7 separate regions of the Homo sapiens genome follow, and all the other regions are linked to region 2. Evidence: chromatin contacts called from ENCODE Hi-C or POLR2A ChIA-PET data. All regions are on one chromosome and are shown on one strand. Each heading gives the region's core, a stretch centred on a gene start or an enhancer-like site at or near the end of the contact. The rest is flanking DNA. Distances are from core to core; before and after follow the strand shown. Region 1 holds the start of ZNF552 (zinc finger protein 552). Region 2 holds the start of ZNF470 (zinc finger protein 470). Region 3 holds the start of ZSCAN22 (zinc finger and SCAN domain containing 22). Region 4 holds the start of ZNF134 (zinc finger protein 134). Region 5 holds the start of ZNF417 (zinc finger protein 417). Region 6 holds the start of ZSCAN18 (zinc finger and SCAN domain containing 18). Region 7 holds the start of ZNF274 (zinc finger protein 274).

What was found. Hi-C counts contacts between places; a loop is a spot of excess contacts on that map. ChIA-PET counts read pairs that join two places held with the same protein, here RNA polymerase II (POLR2A). Pooled maps may share reads with other maps.
Region 1: a loop to region 2 is called in a pooled map, with 11 times the contacts of the local background. The contact joins the promoter of ZNF552 here to the promoter of ZNF470 in region 2. A Hi-C loop is called at or near these places in 6 of 50 pooled maps.
Region 3: a pooled map shows a loop between it and region 2 (14-fold over the local background). The contact joins the promoter of ZSCAN22 here to the promoter of ZNF470 in region 2. A Hi-C loop is called at or near these places in 5 of 50 pooled maps.
Region 4: a loop to region 2 is called in a pooled map, with 7 times the contacts of the local background. The contact joins the promoter of ZNF134 here to the promoter of ZNF470 in region 2. A Hi-C loop is called at or near these places in 6 of 50 pooled maps.
Region 5: a pooled map shows a loop between it and region 2 (13-fold over the local background). The contact joins the promoter of ZNF417 here to the promoter of ZNF470 in region 2. A Hi-C loop is called at or near these places in 1 of 37 single-sample maps with no recorded cell type and 7 of 50 pooled maps. POLR2A ChIA-PET finds 5 or more read pairs at or near these places in 1 of 52 experiments (activated naive CD4-positive, alpha-beta T cell).
Region 6: a pooled map shows a loop between it and region 2 (13-fold over the local background). The contact joins the promoter of ZSCAN18 here to the promoter of ZNF470 in region 2. A Hi-C loop is called at or near these places in 6 of 50 pooled maps.
Region 7: a map of gastrocnemius medialis shows a loop between it and region 2 (5-fold over the local background). The contact joins the promoter of ZNF274 here to the promoter of ZNF470 in region 2. A Hi-C loop is called at or near these places in 1 of 168 maps with a recorded cell type or tissue (gastrocnemius medialis), 2 of 37 single-sample maps with no recorded cell type and 11 of 50 pooled maps.

What each region holds. Positions count from the first base shown.
Region 1 is chr19:57,813,530-57,816,255 of GRCh38, reverse strand. It overlaps ZNF552 (zinc finger protein 552), which reads left to right and starts at 1,343. Exons shown (of 3, transcript NM_024762.3): 1 at 1,343-1,545. The coding sequence starts at 1,513. RefSeq lists an enhancer at 1,019-1,068.
Region 2 is chr19:56,566,018-56,568,717 of GRCh38, reverse strand. It overlaps ZNF470 (zinc finger protein 470), which reads right to left and starts at 1,250. Exons shown (of 6, transcript NM_001001668.4): 1 at 680-1,250. ZNF470-DT (ZNF470 divergent transcript) reads left to right here and starts at 697. Exons shown (of 2, transcript XM_047439806.1): 1 at 697-1,645. The coding sequence starts at 697. The coding sequence ends at 1,635. RefSeq lists enhancers at 811-920, 1,301-1,510, 1,521-1,570.
Region 3 is chr19:58,325,698-58,328,397 of GRCh38, reverse strand. ZSCAN22 (zinc finger and SCAN domain containing 22) reads right to left here and starts at 1,404. Exons shown (of 3, transcript NM_181846.3): 1 at 1,284-1,404. It overlaps LOC105372480 (a long non-coding RNA gene), which reads left to right and starts at 1,150. Exons shown (of 3, transcript NR_144444.1): 1 at 1,150-1,575. RefSeq lists enhancers at 1,104-1,433, 777-1,519.
Region 4 is chr19:57,612,866-57,615,565 of GRCh38, reverse strand. It overlaps ZNF134 (zinc finger protein 134), which reads right to left and starts at 1,324. Exons shown (of 3, transcript NM_003435.5): 1 at 1,063-1,324. RefSeq lists a silencer at 1,070-1,119 and an enhancer at 1,250-1,429.
Region 5 is chr19:57,915,342-57,918,041 of GRCh38, reverse strand. ZNF417 (zinc finger protein 417) reads left to right here and starts at 1,450. Exons shown (of 3, transcript NM_152475.3): 1 at 1,450-1,663. The coding sequence starts at 1,631. RefSeq lists enhancers at 1,074-1,133, 530-1,385, 1,404-1,693.
Region 6 is chr19:58,096,931-58,099,630 of GRCh38, reverse strand. ZSCAN18 (zinc finger and SCAN domain containing 18) reads left to right here and starts at 1,400. Exons shown (of 7, transcript NM_001145543.2): 1 at 1,400-1,457.
Region 7 is chr19:58,181,805-58,184,596 of GRCh38, reverse strand. It overlaps ZNF274 (zinc finger protein 274), which reads right to left and starts at 1,536. Exons shown (of 8, transcript NM_133502.3): 1 at 1,155-1,536; 2 at 599-676. The coding sequence starts at 631. RefSeq lists enhancers at 684-873, 500-1,211, 1,124-1,543, 1,212-1,925.

The DNA of each region.
Region 1 (2,726 bases), core at 94-2,593, 1.2 Mb before region 2:
ACACCACGCTCACACCACACGCACACCACAAAACAAAGAACAGGTAAAAAGGGCACACATACACTTTTACCGTTTACACCAAACCAGAATCAAAATCCAAATCAGAGTATCCAGAAATCCAAGCCAGGTCAAAACCAAAACGAAAGTATCAAGCAATCCAAATCAAGTCAAAAACAAAAACCAAAGTGCCGGTACAGGCATGCCGTGGGTGATCAGGCCACCCTTCCACTCAAATGGAGTGGGCAAGTTCCAAAGACTAGTCTTACCAAGTTTCAGATGTCCGGACTCCAAGTGCCTGTTCCTTCCCAGTGTTCAGCCGCTGCATTGATCCTCTGTGGGGGCCTGCCACACGCCACTCTGGCGAGGTGTTCCACTGGGGCAATTGCCTACCCGGGAGTGCTCTCAGGTTCTGCGTCCCTCAAGCTGGCCAGAGTCCCCTGTAGGGATGCTCCACAGGGCAGGCCTAAGCTGCCTAAGGGGCTGCCTCGACTATCTGTTAATCACCTGGCTTCCCAGTCAGGGAACCAAGAAATGTAGCAGGACAAGCCGCAGGGCTGTATTCAGCCTGGAGCTTTGGCAAGACTCACATCTCCAACTACCAAGCTCCCCAAGTGAGGAATTCCTGTCCCTTTTAAGGGCTTACAACTCTAAGGGGGTCCACATGAGAGGTTTGTGATCGATTGAGCAAGCAGGGGGTACACGACTGGGGGCTGCATGCAGTGGTAATCAGAACGGAACAGAACAGGACAGGGATTTTCACAATGCTTTTCCATACAATGTCTGGAATCCATAGATAACATAACCGGTTTGGTCAGGGGTCGATCTTTAACCAGGCCCAGGGTTGGCACCTGGCTGTCTGCCTGTGGATTTCATTTCTGCCTTTTAGTTTTTACTTGTTTCTTTGGAGGCAGAAATTGGGCATAAAACAATATGAGAGGTGGTCTCCTCCCTTAACAGCACAAACGCTTAATTAACATTTCTTTTTCTTTTGAGACAGGTTCTGTCGCCCAGGCTGGAGTGCAGTGGTGCAGTCATAGCTCAGTGCAGCCTGGACCACCTGGGCTCAAGCAGTCCTGACACCTCAGCCTCTCAAAATTTGGGATTACAGGCGCGCGCCACCGTGCGGGTCAGGAGGCTTCCCTGAGGGCCCCGGAGGTGGAGCTGGGCTTTTCCTTCCGAAGCGCCCCTGGGAATCTCTCTCTTTACGGCCTTGGAACCTGGGAAACTACATTACCCAGAAAGCTCTGCGTCAAATGACAGCACGGCAGAGCCAGTGAGAGTTCACATTGAAGGCGTTTCCGTGTGCGCAAGTAAGGTAGAGGCGGGACTCCCGGCGCCCTTTAGTAGCGACCATTTCCATTGGCGTTAGGGAGTCCTTGGAGCGCTGTGTTGGGACCGTGGTGGTGACTGGATCCAGGAGGTCGAGAGTCGTTCTTCTCTTTGCACAGACGTGACTCTGCAGCTCTTTAACGGCGCCCGCTGCTCTCAACCCAGCTTACCCCACGTGGTCCCATGGCGGCGGCCGCGCTAAGGTTCCCCGTTCAGGTAATTGTGGCGCCTTCCGTGCTCTCCGGTCACCTCCTAGTCACACAAGTCCTAAAGCAGCGAGGGAGCGGCACCTGTTTACGGCTCTGCAACCCGGACCCGGCGTCGGGACACTGAGGCGCTCTCGGGAGGGATCCCTGTTTCAGACACCCGTGGGATGCGGTGGGGAGAGCGACAGGTACAGGGAGGGGCGCGGGCAATGGCCTGGAGATGGACGGATCCGGGAGGATGGAACCTGGGGTCCACAGGCGCCTGTAGGGAACAACCTGTGAGGCGGAACTCCTCCTGGAAAAGCAAGGAGGCTGGGGGCTGTGAAATCATTGCGAGGACACTAGAAATAGGAGAATTTCCAAGAAAGAAGGGACTGGATCAAAGTCCAGGCTTTTAAAGTTTCCTAAAGGCCAAATAAATAACAGAGTAGAGAGGGGATGACGTTGGGGCCCTTTGAGATTGAATCCTTGTAGATCATATAGGTGGTAGAGATGACACTTTGTGCTGAGACACGCAGGTTAGACAATAGTCCAAGGTCACCTGGCTCCGTGGACACAAAAGCGTTCAGGGAGGCCTGAGCTTACCAGATCCTATCAGGGACACAGTCCTGTAAAGTCAGCCTCTTCCCTCAGGCCTTTATGGCTGTAGAAGCATTTAAGGAACGCATACAAGAAAGTGGAGGGTGGGGCCGGGTGCAGTGGCTCACTCCTGTAATCCCAGCACTTTGGGAGGCCTAGGCGGGTTGGTCCGGAGGTAGAGACCAGCCTGACCAACCATGGAGAAACCCTGTCTCTACTAAAAATACAAAATTAGCCAGGCGTGGTGGCGCATGCCTGTAATCCCAGCTACTTGGGAAACTGAGGCAGCAGACTCGCTTGAACCCGGGAGGCGGAGGTTGCGTGAGCCGAGATCGCGCCATTGCACTCCACCCTGGGTGACAGAGCGAGACTCCGTATCAAAAAAAAAAAAAAAAAAAAAAAAAAAAGAATGAGGTGCGTTCAGAGAGGGTATCTCTGCTGTGCTGAAGGTGCCACATTGGGCTTTCCATGACCTCGGCCATACTAGGGGAAGTGCCTGTCAGGAGGGGGTGGACTCTTATATCACAGCCACCGCACAGATACCTATTTGTTCAACTAACTATTGTTGTTGGTGGCTGTACCCCATGACCAGTGGGCCTAGTTTCTCCTATG
Region 2 (2,700 bases), core at 1-2,500:
TGAAGTTTGGTGCTGATACTCCCAAAAGGTCTTAGAACTGTGTCTGGCACATAATAAACACTCATTAAACATTAGCTATTACTATAGCATGCAGGAAACTAAACAAGCACAGAACAATATGGCTAAAAATAGCCCTTCCTCCCCCTTTCTCTTTATTGGAGTGGGAGGCCAGAGGGGAGGGAGAGAAGCCCAAGGAATGGGGATATCTTCCGTTATTGACTAGAACGTGATTAAGCCATAGAAAGGCTGGAATGCCTCGGCATTTCTGGGTGAAGCTGTGAATCTCGCCTTCTTCCCAAATCCTACAGTGATAGATGGGACAAGGCTCTGACGGGTAAAAATCTAAATGCTGAGCTATTCCTTCAACAGCAGCAGAGTACCCAGAAGTAATGCTATAATGGGTAATATTACGGGTAGTGTTCTCTCCCATGGGCCCTTAGTGATATACCAAGGACCTGAGTCAGGTTATCTGGTTAGGTGTCTCTGGCCAAGTCAAGGTCCCTCCCTAACTAAACCCAGCTCCACTCTGACCCAAGGTGACCCTCCAAATCTTTCGACTTCCAGGTCCACTAGCCTTAGAAACGGGGGACATCCTCCTCCAGCACCTGAACCCCGAAAGACAGCACCCAAAACCTCAATGTCCACTCCGGCAGCCACATCCGTCATCTGTCACTCTTACCTGTGTACTCAGTCCCCATGGTCTTCGCTCCTCGCCGTCCTGTGGACATGGAGCCCTGTCCTGGGCTCTGCCCCTTCCAGATAGGGCTGACAGGAAATGCTTCAGCCGAGGCTGCCCCGCCCGGGCAACTTCCCCGGGCTCTAGGACTTTGCCCACACTGGGCTCTACGCAGTCGATACAGGGGAGAACGGGGTAAGCCTCCTCCGGCCGGGTTTCCTGCTCTTGGCCACTTAAAGTGCTTCACTCATTCCAACACACACCGCCTTCCGCACGCCGCCGGGCCATGCACGCAGGCGCAGATTCGCGGCCACGCACCGGACAGTCACACACCGGGCCGCCATCCCCGCGCGCGCTCGCCCCTCCTCAGCACAGCACCGCACGCTCACCACGTATGGGCACTCACAGCCACCAGGCCACACGCGCACGCTCACGCCCGCCGCCCACACAGGAACCAGGACACCGCCCCCGCCGCGCCCCAGTCCAGCCTCGGCCGCTGCCCCGCCCAGACCTCCCTTCTCCTCAGCAACCGGCGGGACGTGCACTCGCCCGGCTTTGGGTCCTTTCCGGAAGTGGGCGTGTCCTCCGCTGCAATAGCCCCTGGGAAGTGTAGTCCGGAACGGAGGCGGCGTTCAGAAATAGGGCGCTGGCTTTGCCAGGAGCGGCTCCTCTCCAAGCCTGGCGGTCACTGCCCTGTGTCCCCTTTTGGGCCTCTCCTGGTCCTCCTGGTTGGATTAGGAGGCCTCTCAGCCCGGAGTCTGGGTCGCCGAAGTACAGGCCCCTTCACTGAAGCGACCCACGGCGCAGGGGTTTCTGGAAGCCATCGCCAGGCTCCGAGTGTTCAGATGCAGCTGCCAGGCTCAGGACGCAGAGAACTGGCTTCCAGCTCGCAGGAGCGCCTGTCCGTGGTGGGTAGGGTCGCAGGCGTGGGGTGTGCAGGAGCAGTGGGACAGCACTGAAACGCAGTCGGTAAGGCGTAGCGGCTACCCTCTGGAGAGGAAAACCATGACAGGGCGGGGCTTGGGGCGCGGGCGGGGCCTACGCGATAGAAAAGTGAGGAGATTGGGATTTGTCTGCTTTGCACACTTGTGACTTTCTGATGGTGCGCGTGTGGAACCTGTTTTATTTCATGCCTACTAGTTACTGCTCTCTGATATACGGTACGCCCCTCACCTCCCCCCACCCCATTTTATCTCTCCCTGCTGGAAGGAGGGTTCCAAGAAGGCACACAGCTTCCGTCCTGTTCAGGGTTATATTCTCAGTGACTAAAACAGCACATAGTAGGTGCTTAGTTTTTTATTTTTATTTTATTTTTTAGGAAATCACGAAATCTAGCATTGCCAGTCTCACCATGACACAACATGTTATAGGCTGAATATGTCCTCCCAAAATTACTATGGTGAAACCCTAACCCCTAGTGTGATGACGTTAGGAGGTGGGACTTTGGGGAGGTAACTGGTTTTAGATTAGGTCATAAGGGTGATACCCTTATGATGGGGTCAGTGCACTTATTAAAAAAGAGGAAGGAGGGGTCTCCATGTTTACACAACCACCAAGCAAAGGCCATGTGAGGACACAGCAGGATGTAACCCATTTGCAAGCCAACGGGGCCCTCACCAAGAACTGAATGTGCCAGCACTTTAACTTCCCAGCCTCCAGAATTGTGAAAAATAAAGTCTCTTAGTCAAGTCACTTAGTCTATGATATTTTGTTATAGCAGCCCCAGCTGACCAAGATACAGCATCATAGATACTGGCTCACCAGAAACTAACTCACCCTCCCAGTCACACTCAATCACCCAAGGCCACACAGTGACATCTAGACTGGACTCTCCTGGATCCAATTTATGTCAGACATCATAAACAACATAATAAAGCCAAGTCTAGCTGTGAAGATACTTTAACTATGAAACAGCAAATATCATCTTAGAGCTTGTAACGTTTGTGGTTATTTGAGTTGGATGAAAATGATAATATTCTCATTTTAGCTCTGGCATATAAAGAGCTCGGAAGCCTTCATTCCCA
Region 3 (2,700 bases), core at 155-2,654, 1.8 Mb before region 2:
AGCCCAGCTGAATGACCACTAGTCACTCAGTTTCAGCTGCAGACATGGCAAAGCACAAATCCTCTCTCATATGCTTGGTAAACTGTTTGTGGATCACCCAAGTTTTAGTCTCCCTGATAAAAATCTCAGTCAATCAGATATTAACACATATTATCTCAGGTACAGTCTGTCAGCCACAGCCTTCAAAATACCCAGACACAGGAAATATCTCAATGTCACCTATAATCAGTCAAATAAACACAGGCCTGGCCAGGCATGGTGGCTCATGCCTATAATCCCAGCACTTTGGGAGGCCTAGGCAGGTGGATCACCTGAGGTCAGGAGTTCCGGGCCAGCCTAACCAACATGGTGAAAGCCCGTCTCTACCAAAAATACAAAAATTAGCCAAGTGTGGTGGCCGGTGCCTGTAATCCCAGCTACTCGGGAGGCTGACGCAGGATAATCGCTTGAACCCGGGAGATGGAGGTTGCAGTGAGCCGAGATTGCGCCACTGCACTCCAGCCTGGGCAACAGAGCAAGACTCCGTCTCAAAAATAAACACAGGCCCTCGCAGCATTTCCATCACACAGTATTATTCTGATCACAGTCATTCATAATCTTAGTCACCATCTCAAGGACACACAAAGAAAATCAGTCACACTTGAAATCCCACCGTCACACGCTCACCCTCTCACAGTATCTCACAACCCACGTAGGAAGTCTCAAACGGCAACCATCTCTGTCAGTCACACACTCCATGGTTAGTGTTACACTCAACCTATCAGAATCACACACTCCAACCCGTCAGATACACACACCCAAGAGGTGTCAGACACAGAACCGCCTATCAGACACATAAACGGGTCCGCCCCACACCCTCCCAGGCCACTGGTCCTACATTTTATCTGTTATCTGTCCGCCCGCTCCACACTTCGTCCGCCCCACACCCGGTCAATCAGTCCATCCGACACACACTCCGTCAGTCCGACACATTCTCCGTCGGTCCGTCCGGCACTCAGTGTGTCATTCCGCACCACATTCGGTCCGTGAGTCTGTCCACACCGGGTCCGTCAGTCCGTGCACACACGGTCCGTCCACGCCTGGTCCGTCAGTCCGTCACATCCTCTGCGCGTGTGTCCGGCACTCGCAGTCCGTCTACTCACGTCCCCTAGTCAGCCTCTCACTCTCTACCCGCTGGGCGGTACCCCGCATCTCGCTCTGGCCGCCCCAGAGGTTCGCGGCTTCTGGACCTGCTGTGCCCCTCTCCAGCCTGGATCAGGACGGAGAACACCCCCGAAACCCACCTCACCAGCACAGCCGGCGGACCCTTCCGGAGGTGGCCGCAGAGACTAGCCAACTTGCGCGCCCGCCGACCCGGACCACAGCTCCCAGCACACCTCAAGGGCCCACGCCCGCCAGGACTACAATTCCCGGCGTCCTCCGGAAGCTCAAGTGTACCCAGGCGCGGTGCCTGCTGGGAATTGTAGTTGACGTTGGTCAGCACGGAGGCCACAGGATCCCAGCCCGGCCTTTGTGGGACTGAGGTGGCGCTGAGTGGGAGAGCAGCAGGCGATGCGCGAAAGGCGGGACTTGGAGGTGAGGGAAATGTGAAGGCTGAGGGTGAGAGTGCCTGTGTGAGGCTGAGGGTGCCTGTGTGAGGGTGAGGGTGAGGGCGGCTGTGTGAGGGCTGAGGGCTGAGGGTGCCTGTGTGAGAGCTGAGGGTGCCTGTGTGAGGCTGAGGGTGCCTGTGTGAGGCTGAGGGTGAGGGCGGCTGTGTGAGGGCTGAGGGTGCCTGTGTGAGAGCTGAGGGTGCCTGTGTGAGGCTGAGGGTGAGGGCGGCTGTGTGAGGCTGAGGGTGGCTTTGGGAGGGCTGAGGGTGTTTGTGTGAGGGGTGAGGGGTAAGGGTGAGGCAAGAAAATCGGGTCTGGAGGCAGGGAACCTAAGGACTTCCTAGAAGTAAATCAAATGGAAACTGCAGCTATGGTAGGAAATATCCTCTCCATTTATGCAGGGCGTACATGGAGTAAATCACTTTGTAACTTTACTTCGTCCTCTTCATTTACATAGGGCATATACCAAGTAACCAATGGAAACCTCTAGAGGGTATTTAAACCCCAGAAAATTCTGTAACCGGGCTCTTGAGCCCCTATGCTCCGGCCTGCTCCCATACAGTGGAGTGTACTTTCATTTTCAATACATCTCTGCTTTTGTTGCTTCATTCTTTTCTTTGTGCATTTTGTCCAATTATTTGTTCAAGATGCCAAGAACCTGGACACCCTCCACCAGTAACAAGGGTACCTGGGTGAGAGGTGAGGGTGCCCATGTTAGGAGTGAGGGGAGAGGGTGCCTGTCTGAGGGCTTGTGGGTGTGAGTGTCTGTGTAAGTACTGAAGGTGCCTTTGTGAGAGGTGAGCGGTGTGGTTGCCTATGTCAGGGTGTGTATTGAGTGTAGCTATGTGTGGCTCTCTGTGAACACATGTAATCATTTTTATAAATGTGTATCATTTTTTACTGAATTTGAGCTGGGCGTCTGTCTGCATGAGTCACTCTGTGACCAGGTTTGTGGGTTGTTCTGTGTGCTTACTCTGCGTGTGTGTGACCTGTGATTTAATCATCATATGTGATAATCATGCAGCTGTGTTTGCCTGCACCAGGTGTAATTGTGTCTGAGACAGATACTTAGAGGTAATGGGGTGGACCTGACACAGTATAAAGGCCCTAG
Region 4 (2,700 bases), core at 75-2,574, 1.0 Mb before region 2:
GCAGCACACTTGCACAGAAGTAAATTGCCTTGCTGAGAAAACTTTTGCCTGAGTGCTGGTTTCACTTTGCAGCACCAAGCATTGACTTCCAACAACACCATCTAGAATGCTTTCACATGCCAGGACCCCTCCTTTCTGGAAGGAATCTTAAGTGTCCACCCCTTCATCCCTGGCCTTCCACCCTAAACCCACCTCTCACTTCAGAGACCACACAAAATAACTTCCTTGAAATTCCACCCTCTAAATCTGATCTACTACAGGCTTTGACCTTATGCCTCACCCATTGAAGTCTCTAGCACAACTCCCTCTCTAGAACCCCAGACCTGCATGTTCAGCTACCCGTGATGAACCTCCAGTGCAGAACACCTTAGATTCACCAAGTCCAAAACCCAATTCCTGATGCCCCTGAAACGTGCTCCCTGCTGTGACTTACCAATTTCCATTCTTTCACACGTTCAGGAAGGAAAACAGGCCAAAAAAACCCTGGATAGCCCTTTCCTCCCTACATTCACTCACGACCACATCTGATGCGGCAGGAAACCCCATTGGTTCCATCTTTAAAAATCTACCCAGAATCTCATGACTTCCCCACCCAACCCCTCCTGCCACTGCTCTGGCCCAGCCACCACCGCAACACTTCTGGAGTTTGTTGCAGGGACCTCCTCAAACGTCTCCTTGCCTCCATCCTCATCGTTTCTACCTCACTGTAGTCGGTTTCCTCCTCAGCAAACATTGGAATACTTTAAAAATCCTTTTTCGGATCCCTTCCCTCCACCATTCAAAACCCGCCATGGCTCCTATCGTCCTCGCAATGAAGGAGCAACTTCTCCCCTCGACATTGCAGGCCTGACTACGGTTCACACACGCTCCCGACTGCTACGGGCTCAGTCCAGCTCCAAACCTATGCTCAGGCTGCCCCTCTGCCAGTCACACTCGCCCCCACCCACCAGCGCCCCGCTGCCTTGGACACTGGGGCCTGCGCTGCAGGGACTCAGACAGGCGCTCCTCATTTGGAACTTCAGGATTTGGGGCGGGCGAAAGTCTGGGAAAGGCAGCACCCACCTGCGCCGGGCCCATCACCGCGGCCGCCGCCATCACAGTTCGTAGACCACCCGGAGCCGCGAGGGGGTCCCAGGTCGCGGGACCCTGGCACCGCGGTCGTCCGTCCCCGGGGGCGCAGGCGGGGTCTTCGCTGGCGAGCCACTCCGCAGAGCGAACAGCGACTTCTCCCGCACCCTCCCGCTTCCGTCACCTCGGAACCGCCCAGCAACCCCGAGCTTCTGCTCCGATGGTTCCACCTAAGAGCCGACAAGATGTCCACCGCGAGGAAGATACCGGAAGTCCCGCCCAGAGAGCTTCCGTCCGCAGGGAGACGCCCCTAAGAGTGCCGCCGCCGGGCGGCGCACAGGTTTCTGGGCAATGCAGTTCTCATGTGCACTTGGCCGTGGTGACGGCTAACTCCCCTGCACGCTGGGCAAAGGCCAAATGGTACTGCGAGGGGCGCTGAGAAATTATGCCCTGAGACTCTGAGGTCAGGGCGTGGCTTCGCTCCTTTTAAAGGACCCTCAACCAGGTCTTGTGTAGTGAGGTCTGCAGGGATCCCCGAAATATTGGGATATATTCTTACAGATGTTCCCTGAAGCCACACCACCAAATGGACACACAACATCCAATGTCACTCTGAGTCCACTCATAGTTCAGTCAAATTTCCTTCATTTAAAAAATATGTGTACTGTAGAGGGAAGCTTTGAGTCAGTTTTGTGAGCCTCAGTTGGGTCAGAGTTAACAGAGAATTGTCCCCAGGCAGGGCCATGGAGTGGAAGAATGGTCTCCAGACAGTGGCTATGGAGGGATGCTGGAGCTCCCTGAGGCAAGTGGACTAATATAGAGCTCTTCCTCTGGTTTCCTCAGAAAAAAAATACCTGAGAGAACCATGAGGAGGAAGACAGGCGAGAGAAGGTGGTCAAGGAAGGCACCTTTCCTGCCTGTATGGTCACTAATGTCCAACCAAAGGAGAAATATTCTTTTATCCAAATGAGAGTTCCTAGCCCAAAAGTTGAGATATATCTATTTCCTTTTGGTGATGTTTCTTATCTGAAAAGAAGAACCATTATAAATGCTTTTATATGCCAAGACAGGGGCTGAAAATGTGGTGTCTGAACCCAGAAATAAAGATTTGGAAAATTGGGATCAGATTTCTTGGCTGGGAGGTGATTCTCATTTCACCTGCAATTACACCGACAGTGTCTGAATTGAGAATTGAGATTTATTTATGGTTTTAAAAAAGAAAAGGGCGAGTGTATGGGGAAAGAAAGACAAAAACATTTGTGAATTGTTTAAATTACTCAAAAGTTGTTTTGTGTTTTTTTTTTTTGAGACGGAGTCTTGCTCAGTCGCCCAGGCTGGAGTGCAGTGGTGCGACCATAGCTCACTGCAGGCTCCGCCTCCCAGGTTCACACTATTCTCCTGCCTCAGCCTCCGGAGTAGCTGGGATTACAGGCGCCTGCCACCATGCCCGGCTAACTTTTTGTATTTTTAGTAGAGATGGGGTTTCACCGTGTTAGCCAGGATGGTCTCGATCTCCTGACCTCGTGATCTGCCCGCCTCAGCCTCCCAAAGTGCTGGGATTACAGGAGAGCCCCCGCGCCCGGCCAAATTACTCAAAGTTAATAATTCTGTAGTTATTCACAGATACATGAC
Region 5 (2,700 bases), core at 201-2,700, 1.3 Mb before region 2:
GTTGCAGTGAGCCGAGATCGCGCCACTGCACTCGAGCCTGACCAAAGAGCGAGACTCCGTCTCATAAAAGAAAAAGTTTATTTTGCCAAGGTTGAGGACACATGCCCGTGACACAGCCTCAGGAAGTCCTGACGACATGTGCCCATGGTGGTTGGGGTACAGGTTGGTTTTATACATTTTAGGGGGACATGAGACATCAGTGAATATATGTAAGAAGTACATTGGTTCCGACCAGAAAGGCGGGAACAACTCGAAGCAGGGAGGGGACTTCCAGGTCACAGGTAGACAGGTAGAGAGACAAATAGTTGGATTCTTTTTAATTTCTGATAAGTCCTTCCAAAGGAGGCAATCAGAATAGGCATCTATCTCAGTGAGGAGAGGGAAGACTTTGAATAGAATGGGAGGCAAGTTTGCCCTGAGCAGTTCCCAGATTGACTTTTCCCTTTAGCTTAGTAATTTTGAGGCCACAAGATTTTCCTTTCACAGATTCTATCAGCAGGAGAGTTGTTTTCTGTAGGAATCACAGAGATTCAGCTTTGCACTCCTGCTATAGGGGAGCACATCCCTAACTTCCTTCATTTGCCTTAGGCACTCTAAGGCTTCTGAGGGCCTTCAGACACATTATAACACAACAACGCTTATCAGCCTCTGCTTCCAGTGCAGGTATTTTGCGACTGAACGACTGTTTCAAACGGTGTGGTAATTTGGATTTTTAGCCTTTAGGAGAATCCTAAATAATAGTTTTAGCTTGAGCTCCCTATTATTTACCTTGCGCTCCCCGAAATCTGAAACAGTATTTTTCCAGATTCTTGAGTGATTAGTTACAGACACTAGTCTCCAGGAATCTCAATACGGCTTCTAAGGCTAGGTGAGACCCCTCCTCTGCCCTAGAAAGGCGCCTTTTTTTTTTTTTTTTTTTTTTTTTTTTTTTTTTTTTTTGAGACAGAGTCTTGCTCTGTCGCGCAGGCTGGAGGGCAGTGGCGCGATCCCAGCTCACTGCAAGCTCTGCCTCCCAGGTTCACGCCATTCTCCTCCAGCCTCAGCCTCCAGAGTAGCTGTGACTGTAGGCGCCCGCCACCACACCCAGCTAACTTTTTTTTTTTTTGAATTTTTAGTAGACACGGGGTTTCACCGTGTTAGCCAGGATGGTCTCCATCTCCTGACCTCGTGATCCGCCCACCTCCGCCTTCCAAAGTGCTGAGATTACAGGCTTGAGCCACTGCGCCCGGCCAGAAGGGTGCGCTTTTTAAGGAGAACCCCTGACCTGATGGCGGGCTTTTCCTGCAGATGGACTCTGGGTATCGCTCTTTTTAGCGCCATGGAAAGTGGGGAACTACATTACCCAGAAAGCTCTGCGTTAAACGACAGCCGGTCAGAGCCAATGAGCACTCGGAAAGAAGGCATTTCCACGTGTGCACGTAACGTAAGGCTGAGACTTCCGGGGTCTCTAGTAGCGGCTGTGTATCGGTGACGCGGGTGTTTCCCCAGTTTGTGGCCCCTGAGTGCTGGGGGGGGACCGCGGTGACTGAACCTAGAAGGTGGAGAGGAATCGTCCTCGGTGCCCAGAGGCGGCTCTGCAGCCCCGTGACGGCGACCACTGCTCCCGGGCCGTGCTTCCCCAAGTAGTCCGATGGCAGCGGCTGCGCCGAGGCGCCCGACTCAGGTAATTGTGGCGCCTTCTGTGCCCTCAGGTCACCCCATCGTCACCCAGGTCCTAAACCAGCGAGGGAGCGGCTCCTGCTCACGGGTCTGTAGCCGGTACCCGGCGTAGGAACACTGAGGCGCTCGCAGGAGGGGTCCCTGTGTAACTGTCCAGTGGGGGTCCCTGTGTAACTGTCCAGTGGGTTCACCTTGCCAGCTGCCTAGACAGAGCCGATTTATGAAGACTGGAGAATTGCGATGGAGAAATAGTAATTGACGCAGAGCCGTCAGGCTGTTCTGGAGACAGGAGTTTTATTATTACTCAAATCAGTCTCCATTAGCATTCCGGGATCAGAGTTTTCAACATTAATTTGGCGGTAAGGGTTGGGACCTGAGATGGATTCATAGAGGGTTAAAGTGAGTTTTTCATGCTGTTTTCTGTTCTGGGTGGGATGGCAGAACTGATTGACCCAGATTACCGGTCTGTGTGTTGTCAGCTGATCCATCCAGTGCAGGATCTGCAAAATACCTCAAGCACTGATCTTAGGTTTTACAATAGTGATTTATCTTCAGGAGCAACTTGGGGAGGTTCAGACTCTTGGAGTCAGAAGCTGCATGACCCCTAAACGGTAATTTCTAACCTTGTAGCTAATTCGTTAGTCCTGCAAAGGCAGGCTGTTCTCCAGGCAAGAAGGGGGTCTTTTCAGGAAAGGGCTATTATCAATTTTGTTTCAGAGTGAAACCATGAACTGAATTCCTTCCCTAAGTTAATTCAGCCTATACCCAGGAATGAACAAGGACAGCTGAAAGGTTGGAAGCAAGACGGAGTCAGTAAGGTCTGATTTCTTTCACTGTCATAATTTCCTCAGTTATAATTTTGCAAAGACGGTTTCACCTGTTTCTGACACCCGTGGGATGCGGTGGGGAGAGCAACAAGCACAGGGAGGGGCGCAGGCAATGGCCTGGAGATGGACGGAGCCGGGAGGATGGAACCTGTCTGGAACAAAGTGTGAGGTGGAGCTCTCCCTGGAAGAGTAAGCAGGCCGAGGGCTGTGCATT
Region 6 (2,700 bases), core at 151-2,650, 1.5 Mb before region 2:
TGTGACCTAGAAACTGCACTCTTGGGCTTTTATCCCAGAAAAGTGAAAACTTACGTTCACAGAAAAATCTGTACACGAATGTTCATAGCAGCTTTATTTTTAATAGCAAAATACTTAAAACGATCCTAATATCTCTCAGTGGGAGAAGGTTTAAACTGCTATATACCATAGAATACTACTTCTCAATAAAATGGAATGAACTGTTGATACATACTACTTCAATGCCTCTCAAAGGAATTATGTTCAGTGAAAAAGCCAATCTGAAGAGGCCACATACTGTATGATCCCACTTATATGACACTGTGAAGGCAAAATTGTAGCAGTGGACTACTTAGATTAGCTGTTCCTGGGGTTATGGGTGGGGAGGGAGTGACTACCAAGAGGCAGCAGGAGGATTTTTGGGCAGTGGAGCTATTCTTTGTCCCGAGTTTGTTGGTGGATATGAGTTAAAATTCATAAAACTGAATACCAAAATGTGTGGTGTATGTAAATTTAAAATATATAAACTGTTCAGATATACATTTTAAAAATCAGTTCACACAAAAACGACCAAAATGGCATCCTCATAAGCGCCTCTATCTGGAAAACTGAAATGGGAAGCAGCTCCTGGCCCTATCCTGCCTTCCAGGGGGGCTACATTTATATGGGGCTTTGCCAAAGCCCTCACCCCAGCTGCCACTCACATTTCCCTCATTTCAGCAGCTCCTGAATCCCTGGGGTGGGTAATCTTTGAGTTCTATCCACTCCTTGAAACTGTAGAACCCATTTTAGCGCATCAGTGTCTCTGGGTCTCCACCTCTTGTCTCCCCAGTACTGGGTCTGCTGGTCCCTGTCTCTGTATCTCTGTCCAGATCTGTCTCAGCCTCGAGTGCTCCTTTTCTCTGGGTCTCTCTCTTTTCCTGAGCCTGAGCTGGTCTCTTTCTTTTCTTGAGCCCATGCTGGTCTTTCCCTTTCTTGATCCTGGGCTGGTCTCCCTCCTTTCTTAACCGTGAGCTGGTCTCTCCCTTTCCGTGTCCGACTCTGTACATCTCTGTTTCGGGGACCCCAGGGCGTCTTGGTCTGCCCCCGAGCGTCTGTGGGCCTTCATGCTTCTCTCCCTCCCGGTCTGCGCGTCTTTTTGTCTTTGTTTCTCCGTTTCTCACCGTCTTTGTTTCTCCGGGTCTCTGGCTGTCAGGGGTCTATTATTTACCCGCTTGTTTACTTCGTTGCCATGGTGCCCAAAATGACGCAGGCGCCGGAGTGGGCGGGACGCCGGGAGGCCACACTCGCGTCTGATTGGCCATGCGCACTGTCACCTGTCACGGCTCCCTTGCTCGCCCCGGTGCGCGGCACAGCCTCGCGGCATTGTGGGAGTCGTAGTCCGCGGTGAGGCCCAGTGCGCAGGCGCAGTTTGCCGGCCGCCATCGCGCACTGGGGCTCCGGGCGGCTGGGACCGGCCTGGGGTAGCTGCGCAGCAGGTGGGTCGGTCCCGGGGATGCAGCGCGGGGGTCAGAGAGCGACCCCAACAGGGTAGACGGTGAGGACGCCTCAGTGGGCAGCGTTAGGGAAAGGGGCCAGGGTGTTCCCGGGGTTGGGGTGCGAGCCCCCGCTGTGCGTCCAGGAGGCCGAGGGTCTGGCATCCCTTCGCGTGGAGTGCGGGGCAGGGGCCGGGTCCCCCCGGAGGTGGCTGAGATCCAGATCGGTGAGGGGCCCTGCAGGCAGGTAGGGAACTAGTGCAACCCCCACCCCGTGTAGGCTCGTGGAGGGGAGGCGCTTAGGGCACCCTGTGGGTGGGAGAACAGGAAGGGGCGGCTCCTGATGGGGGAGAGATGAGGGAGGGGGAGGCTCCTGATGGGGGAGAAAGGGGGGAGGGGAAGGCTCCTGAGGGGGGCGAAAAGGGGGAGGGGGAGGCTCCTGAGTGGGGAAGAGAAGGGAGGGGGAGGCTCCTGAAGGGAAGAGGAGGGGAGGAAGTGGGGGCTGAGGGTGTGAGGATGTGAGGGTGTCCGTGGTGGGGGGACGCTGGGCAGGCTGTGGCCCCAGGGGCTGGAGCAGGGAAGGGATGGAGGGTGCGGGGACCAAAGGGGTGCCTAGAATGGGCATTGTCTCTGCTGCCCCCACCCTTGGAATATCTCGCCTCTCCCCAGTCACCTGGGGGTGGGTTCTGTTTGAGTTAGGTGTCTGCGCCCACCCCGGAGACCTCTCTCGTGGAAGAGGCAAGAGTGGGTGTACTGGCTTCGGTCCTGACCCAGGGGGTTGGGGTGGGGGCCTGACTCACCCTCCCATCACTCCTTCCCCATTTCCTTTCTCTCACCCTCCTGGGCTCCTTCCTTTTCCCAATCCCCCTCTACCCCCGTCCAGACTATCTGGCTTTCCCTGCTCTTGCTCCTTCCTCTCCTGTCTTCTCTCTCCCTGCTACCTTCCCTCCCCGCTTCCCCCATTTCTGTCTGCCCTCCTTCCACTTTCCCATATATTCGCCTGTGTCCTTGCTGACTCCTGGGCGAGGCTGAGTGGCACAGTCACTTGGTTCCATGTCACCTCCTCGGTTCCATTTCACTTCCCCCATCCCATCATGTCCTGCGGATGGTTTCCTGCCCTGGAGTCAGAGCGGGACCACGTGTCGCATCGAGTTGCTGTTTTCTGTGCATGATGCTTGAATCTGTGACTTCCTGGGTATTTCTGGCCTCGGGTTTTCGGGGAGCCTAGGCCAGTTGCGCAGGACAT
Region 7 (2,792 bases), core at 287-2,786, 1.6 Mb before region 2:
AGCCTGATCCCTGCATAGACCTTTGGGAGGCCGAGATGGTCGGATCACCTTAGGTCAAGAGTTCCAGACCAGCCTGGCCAACATGGTGAAACCCCGTCTCCACAAAAAACACACACAAAAAATAAAAATAAAAAAAAAATTAGCTGGGTATGGTGGCACACGCCTGTAGTCCCAGCTACTCGGGGAGGCTGAGGCAGGAGAATCACTTGAACCCAGGAGGCGGAGGTTGCAGTGAGCCAAGATCGCGCCACTGCACTCCAGCCTGGGCGACAGAGGGAGACTCCATCTCAAAAAACAAAAAACAAACAAACAAAAGACCTGTCAATTACTCTTCCCAATATAAAGGATACAAGCAAGAGCCTTAACCTGGCCTTCAGAAGCCCCTACAATCTGGTCTCTATTCTAACTACACCCTTGGAAAACCAAGCAACCTGCGGTTCCACCATCACGCAGGATCTCTCATGCCCAACCAATCTCTACCCCCTCCCCGAGGTGCTCTGGAGGATGGGGGTATCTCAGGGAAGGTGGTATCTCACCACCATCCGCATCCTCCCAGGTGCAGTAGCGGACTCAAAAGCTGAAGGAAGCCTCTACTCACACAGGACCAGGCCGTCGGAAGCCTGGAGGCCATAGTTTCCTCCTTCTCAATGTGTCTCTGGTGGAAGTGGGCAGAGTCCTGAGGAAACCGAAGTTGGGAGGGGAGGGAGAGGCTTAAGGTGTCCGCTGGGGAGCTACCGCAGCCTCCGCCCAGGAACGGCTCCCTCAGCGGGAAATGACAAGTCCACCCAAACTGGAAAACGCCCAGAGTGAGTCATAGGACTCCCACAGGACTGGATAGGACCAGTTTTCCCCTCCCCGAGAGGACACCGAGCCTCCTCTGTCCCGCGCATCGGAGGGGATCGCCTCCCTGGCCCAGACCCCACGCTTCCGGAGGCGATCTGTTCTCTCCACCGCGGCGCCCCGAAAGCACTGTCTCCCCTCGGGGTTCCGGGTCACCGACCCCATCCCACAGAGCGGCGGGAGGACTGCAGGCACGGCCGGCTCAGGGTACCCGAGCTCGGCGGAAAATGCAGAGGCCGCGCTCGCCCCCAACTAACGGTTCTGGACCCGCCCAGCGCAGCCCCCGACGGACGCAGGTTTCGCGCGGCACTCACCCGGCGCGCGCCGCACAATGGCGCCCGTCGGCCGGCGGCGAAGTGCGTCAGCCCGCCGTCCCGAACTACAACTCCCAGACGCCCCCGCGGCGCGCCAGCTTGCCTCACCCAGCGGCGGCCATCTTGACTGGCCGGTTAGGGGCGGCAGGCGAAGCCGGGGACAGCAGGAGGAGGATACTCGTCGATGTCCCTCGGCGGTCCAGCTAGGCAAGGGGAGGCCTCTGGTGAGGGACGCTAGGCCGCAGGGCCCCACACTAATGTGGGCGGCGACCCGAGCTGGGAGAGAGTCGTGCCCTGCCACGAAGGCGACCACTCTTGGGGCAGAGCAGAAGCTGGAGAAAGGAAAGGCGCTGGACAGGGGTCAGGCCGGAAGTGCTGGAATGGGTGATGCTTGGTTGGGTGGCGGTGGGGGCGGGATTAATTATGACGTCCCTTGGGAAGAGGAAGGGCGGGTAGGGCCGGAAGTGCAGGGGGCGGGCCTAACTGGCCGTCCATCTGGGTGGAGGGGCGGGGACAGGGAGGGCGGGGAGAATGTAGGAGGCGGGGCTAGAGTCCACGCAACTTTTGGGGAAGGAGGGGGACTGGAAGACGGAAGTCGCGGGGGGAGTGGGGAGAGGTACTGAAGTTCCACCAGTTTCAAAGTCGAGAAAGAAGGGGAGGACTGGGAGAGCCGGAAGTGTGCAGGAGTTGGGACTGACGGCACTTATGTTTCTGGGAGATGGGTCCTGCCTGAAAGTGAGGGTGGACAGGGCCAAGTGTCCACTCAAGGTCAGGGAGGGGAGGGAAACTCGGAGGACCGGAAGTGTGATGGGAACGTGGCCAAACGTCCACCCTAGTTCTGGGGATTAGAGGAAGGGAGTAGGAAGGTCAGGGGTGTGCAAGGGGAAGGAGGGAAGACTAGGTGGACCACAAGTGTGATGGGAATGAGGCCAAACGTCTACCCTAGTTCTGGAGAGATGATCAGGGCTAACTGTACCCCAGGCATTGGGGAGGAGGAGCAGGATCCTCTGCCTAGTGTCCCCCTGTGGTCCAGTTTGCTCCTGGAAGCTGAGGTGCTCATGTCTAGGGAGAGGAAACCTAAGTCTGTAGCTGTCCAGGACCTGGTGTGTGCCACCCATCCTTGGGCCCAGGGTGCTCTCATCTTCCTTGGGAGCTCAGGACAAGGAGGTATTCTCTTGGCTTCCTCAAGGACCGACATCTGGTGTTTTCTTATCTTCCTTAGGTCCCAGGTCCCAGTATGGTCTTGTCTTCTTGGGACCTGAGGGCCCTAATGATCTCTCTCAGTGCTCAGGACCCTGTGTCCTCTTTCTTGATATTTCCTGGCAGGTCTCAGCAGCCCTCTGCCTCCCTCTGGTGGTCGTGTACACTGCCTGCTAAACTTGTTCCACGGGTTGTTGGTTTTTTTGGTCACTGTGGAGGATCCAACCTCAGGCTACACATTGTTTAATTGTTGCTGTTAGTGTGTTGATTTTGGCATAGGAGTATTTACTCAGAGACTGTGCAGATATCTTATAGTCTAATAATATTTCATTGGATTTTTCGTGTCTATTATAGATACAACACCATCCCCAATTAATAAGTAATTTGATATCTTCTTTTTCCATATTTCAACTTTAAAAAATTAACATTGTATAGTCC